Regions from separate parts of the Homo sapiens genome. Here region 2 is linked to region 1. Evidence: chromatin loops called from intact Hi-C (ENCODE). Cell type or tissue: Caco-2. All regions are shown on one strand. Each heading gives the region's core, and the rest is flanking DNA. Links, peaks and the distances in the headings are about the cores only.

Region 1 (2,814 bases), core at 64-2,563:
ATGCAGAAATCACCCGTGTTCTGGGTCGATCATGCTGGGATCTGCCGACTGGAGCTGTTCCTATTCGGCCATAGTTCCATGTAGCTGGGAGAGGCCTCACAATTATGGCAGAAGGTGAAGGCACTTCAGTGGAAAGCAGGGGCTCCAACGGGGTAAAGGCATGCTCCATAACAGATTATTGGCCTACAATAGCGGGTGGAGCCACAGAGTTGGGAGCACAGGCTGCGGGAGCTAAGGCGATTGACTGCTTGGCATGCGGCTGAGGAGCCTCTGGGATATATAAATTTTCAAAATTTATTTAAGGGTTATGGAATCAATATATTTAAGTGATCCTGAAGACATGTTTTCATCTTACATTTATGAAATTTCTTCAAACTCCTTATAAAAATTAAAATAAAACATGATTGTTTATTTTCCTTTCCACAAGTCTCGTAACTCTACAAATAAAGAAAATTAACTTAAAACTATAGTTAACCAAAACTATATTTCATAGGCCGTTAGTCTAGAATAATGATAAGTAATACACACATACACACACACACACACACACAAATAGAATTGTTCTGTGTTCAAATACTTTGCTAAATACCTGTTTCCCATATTTATTTAGCCATAGAACAGATTTTTTAATTCCAGCACCATTCTATTAACATTTAGTATTCTGAGGGACACCAGTTTGAGTAACACTGGTTTCGCATAATACATTCTTAGTGAATCCACATTGACTTTTAGTAACATCCATTTCTTTTTCCAAAGTGCTTTTTAATACATTTAGAATCTTTCTTAGACTTCCACTCTTATGTTCAAATAAATAAATCATATTCTTCCATCATCAGTCTTCTGAACTCTCTTTTATTCTTCTTAGTAAGATTACTAATAGTTGTTGATCAGTTTCATTTACTAATCTTCTCACTACTTATTCTAAGTTGTTCCCCCCTACCTTGTACAGCTTGAGAATTATGACAAGAGTATCATGTGTGAATGCAGAGTCTATTTATAAGTTTTTGGAATGGAGTCATATACTACATATACTATAAAGCAGATAAATGCTACTCTTAGGAAAAAAATACATTGCAGAAAAGAACACTTCTATTTCTACACTACAAGACTTTAAAATACTTATTAAATTATTTATTATATGGCAAGCAGTGTGTATTTTATGTACTTTCATTTTTTCATTTAACTCTTCATAGAAATCCTATGAAATAGGTATTATTATCCTTATTTGATGGAGGATAAATCTAAGACATAATATTTAAGCAATTTGCTCAAGGTCATGTAACTAGTAAAGAGAGAAGCAATGTTTCAGAAGTAGATGTATTTTATTCTATGTTTTTAACTACTATGCTATACTGCCTCCCTGAGGACAAACTTTATATTTATTCCTTAGTATCTCAGAATGCCTAGTATAGTAGTTGCTCAAAAAATATTTACTGAATGAATAACTATATAAACAAATGTATTTCAGCTGGGTCAAGGGACTTTCATGCATTCAAAGAATTTATGTACTCTAGGAAAATATCTCTTTCCATCTTTAAACGCCTATTTACTAGTGTTATTCTACCCTTATCAGTCTGTAGAAGTCTGTCTAAATACTATGAGTGTCTTTCAAAATTAATTCTTGAAATTCTGTAAATTAAATAAAAAGGAAAAGGAGATTTTAAAAACAGCTTAACAGATTTCTGCATACCCTTTAATAAAGGACTGTATGATGTGTGAGGTCTCTGTGGATAAACACATAAGTGTAATAAACATTTTTTTAAGATTTATTTCTTATTTTCCTATAATGAGACTATTATTTTACTAGAGAGTGATCATCTTACATATGATAATATTAATATCTTTTGTTAACTTAGGAGAAATTACAGAAAAAAATTTCTAACTTTATGGAAGTCTCTCAGTTCACTGTCTTAATTTAACACATATCTCCAGGAGTTCACATCATAAAGACAAACAAATCTAAGTGAGTAATTCTAACATAAGATAACGATAAATGCAATAAAATAGACACAAGTAAGATGTTATGGGAAGAGATTCACTAAGATAAGGTGGACTTGAAAAGGTTACATTCATTCAAAGACAGTTTACTGGATAACTACCACTTGCCAGGCACTGTGCTCATTATGAGAGAGACAGCAATGCCTTAAAACAAGATTTCTACACTTTAGGAGTTCATAGCTTTGTAGGAATTACCAATAAGAAACAAAAAGTATAGTACTCACTGAGGAGTGTTATAGAAAATAGTATATATATAAAACACACAAAATAGCGTGGAAGCACAAGAAAAAGAAATATTAAATCTTCTTGAGAGAAATGGAAAAGATTTGCTGAGGAGCTAATTTTCCTATTTTAAACTGTTTTTATTTATCTTGTTTTCAATGTGTAATATAGTCACATGTCTCAAAATAAAGCAACATAACAAGGTTTCTATTCAGAAGTCCCATTTCTATCCTTTCTCAATCTACATGGCTCCTCCTACCCCTCCATTAACTGCTTTTATTCAATATTGTGGCTACTTCGAGTGTTTCTTTATGTAAAAGCAAGAAAATTATGACATACTTCATTTTCATTTCCAACCTTTATTTATTACAAAGGTAGTATACTATAGATACTCTACCTTTCCTTGCTTTTTTTCACTGAACTCTGTATCCTGAAACCTTCTCATATCAGTATAAATAAAGAGCGGGTCTTCATTCTTTGTTTTTCAAACAGGTGAGTAGTACTCCATTGTATGAATGTACCATAACTTATTTAACCAGTTCTCTGTGATGTACATTTGAGTTATTTCTAATATTTTATTAATCCAAACAGTAC
Region 2 (2,814 bases), core at 111-2,610, 200 kb before region 1:
AATTTATATGAAGTGTCCAGGAAAGACAAATTCACAGAAACAGAAAGTAGATTAGTAGTTGCCAAGAACTTGGAGGAGAGAGTAATAGGAACTGACTGTTAATGAGCATGGAGTTTATTTTTGGGGTAACCAAAATGTTCTGAAATTAGATAGTGGTGATGATTGCACAACTTTGTGACCATACTAAAAACAAATGAAACAAAAATGTACAAACAAACATTGTACATTTTAAAGTGAAACAGATGTAATTTATGGTGCGTGAATTATAAATCTGTTATTAAAAAATACTCTGGGCATCAGTAGCCAAAATTATACTATAAATAATAGTCTTGGCTGTGCCCAGTGGCTCATGCCTATAATCCCAACACTTTGAGGGGCAGAGGAGGGAGGATCCCTTGAGCCCAAGAGTTACAGACCAGCCTGGGCAACATGGTGAAAACCCCTGTCTACAAAAAATATTTTTTTCATTAGCCCAATGTGGTGGCACATGCCTGTAGTCCCAGCTACGCGGGAGGCTGAGGTGAGAGAATCACCTGTGCCAGGGAGGTTGAGGCTGCAGTGAGCCGTGAGCACCCCGTGCCACTGCACTCCAGCCTGGGCAACAGAGTGAGACCCTGTCTCAAAAAAAAATGTTGAGAATAATAGAAGCTGGCATAAGAAGCATATTTCCACCTATGAGCTTCATAGACTAGACTAGGGAGGTAAAGCATCACAGACAATAATACAGTCTTACTCCAGCTATGGTTTCTTAGAAAGGGTTCTGAGAACAGAATATCTGAAAAATGAGGGTGCATGCGTCCTTCTTTAGACTTAGAATCCTGGAAGACAGTAGCTTCCCTGCATCAACATGTTAACAGGGATGGAGGGAACTTCACATGGCACAGCATGATAAAGGGGTAGTTATATTTTCTCATACTACCAAAAAATGATGAAGTACAACAAGAGAGGGGATGGGAGAGAGAGGGAGAGAAAAAGAGAGAAATCCTGACGGGTTGTGATTTTGATTTTGAGAAGTAAATACTGCAGAGGGTGGGGGATTAGGTGAAGTGTAGTTTGGGCAAATAAAATATGTATTTGAAGCCATCTCAGCAGGTTCTAGCATAGGGGAAACATTAGCTAAAGAGAGATGGATTTCCACGCTTTAGCGGATGCCAGTATGGACAGACATTAATGACTAAGTGCCTCCTTGCAGATGCCATGATACTATTTGAGCAGCTGGAAATGTTTATGCCACACTGGGGAAAGAGGATGAGGTGAGGACAAGCTCTTGTTAGACTGAATTTGAGCCCTAAAATAACTGAGAAACCTTAAAGTTACTTGAGCTTACCCAGAATTGATTAATAGCAAATTTCAGCCACTAGGTGGACTCAAAACCCAAGGTTGAAATGAAGTTTGGTTATGGAAAAATAATGACTTTTGGAACACTTGAATAAATGGCTTACGAAAGTCAGTATTCCTGCGTAAATTCTACTAATATAGTAGAACAAATTTTAAAACTTTACTGTCAAATTTAAATGTGTAATCAAAAACTACTCATATTTTCTTCTTTCATGAATGAACTTCCAGTCCCTTATGCAAGTTTTATTTCTAGATAACAGAATCCAGGATTGGATAAGACTTCATAAAACACCTGGTCTCATGCACTCTCCTTAACTGTACCTACGCCCTCCCTGAATATCTTCAGTGACATAGAAATTCAGAATTCATAATGCAGCCCATCCTATTTTGGACTGTTCTAATTGTTCGAATATTTTTTTAATGATCCAAAATCTATCTTGAATGCCTATAAGCTGGTCCTAATTCTGGTATGATTAATTTATTTATTCCTTTGATAAATATGTAACAGACACCATGCTAGGCCTGGAAGTTGTAACAGGAAACAAGACAGGCATAGTGTAGAGGCTAAGACACACATTAAACACAGATCAAGCACCCTTATCTTTCCCTGGCTTACACAAAAGCTGTGGGTTATAAAGGAATTTAGGAGAAAGCGAATACAACAGACCACCTTTTCACAAGTAGTGCCTGTTTGTCAAGATAGTTATTGAAATAAATGGTTCATGAAATCTGAAATAGATGGGAAGGAAAGTGAAAATAGAAGGAGGCTACCATAAAGGAAAAAGTCAGAGGTATCAATGGACTAGAAGTCAAAGAACTATTATGGTAGGAGTGTTTGCATAAACACTCTGGAAGATAGGAGACTCTCATGAGAAAATAGGATGCTTGATGAAGATTAGCACATTTGGGGGTATCTTCAGTAACAACATCTCTGGAAGTTAGTCAGTACTACAGCATAATCTAACATCTTCATTTCCAACTGTTAAGGACTGAGTGTATCTCCCCCAAATTTATATGTTATAATTATACCCAATAATATGATATATTCAGAAGCAGAACTTTTGGGAGGTAATTAGAGTTAGATGAGGTCAGGTGGGTAGGGTCCTCATGATGTGATTAGTATCCTTATAAGAAGAGAGGGTGACCAGAGCTCTCTCCACCACATGAAGATACAATGAGAAGGTGGTAGTCTGAAAGCTAGGAAGAGGGCTTACTATGAACAGAATCTCTCACCTTGATCTCGGACTTCTCGCCCCCACAACTGTGAGAAAATATGTATCTGTTGTTTAAGCCATCCATCTATGTTATTTTATTATAGCAGCCCCAAAAGACTAAGACAGCAACCTAGAAACTGTTTTCTGGTGTACAAAGAAAATTGTAACCTCAAATATAATTTTCCATCATATGGATTAAATTAGTTATTTCTGGTAAATCACCTACAAATGTTGCTTGACACATAATAAGCACTCAATAGAT

What was found. A loop is a pair of places that touch in the nucleus more often than their neighbours do. Peaks named below come from ENCODE experiments on the same cell type or tissue, not always from the same donor. Only the 100,000 strongest peaks of a DNase experiment are listed, where the experiment ranks them.
Region 2: it touches region 1 in a loop (21-fold over the local background); 56 of 110 quality-filtered maps call a loop at or near these places.

What each region holds. Positions count from the first base shown.
Region 1 is chrX:81,173,081-81,175,894 of GRCh38, reverse strand. All of the region lies in intron 1 of HMGN5 (high mobility group nucleosome binding domain 5), which reads left to right. Among named protein-coding and RNA genes, the nearest start is that of HMGN5, 27 kb to the left of the region's middle. In Caco-2, for the core only: no CTCF peak of the experiment used is centred there; no DNase peak of the experiment used is centred there.
Region 2 is chrX:81,376,086-81,378,899 of GRCh38, reverse strand. No RefSeq gene overlaps it. Among named protein-coding and RNA genes, the nearest start is that of SH3BGRL, 180 kb to the right of the region's middle. In Caco-2, for the core only: a CTCF peak has its summit at 1,369 (motif pointing right); no DNase peak of the experiment used is centred there.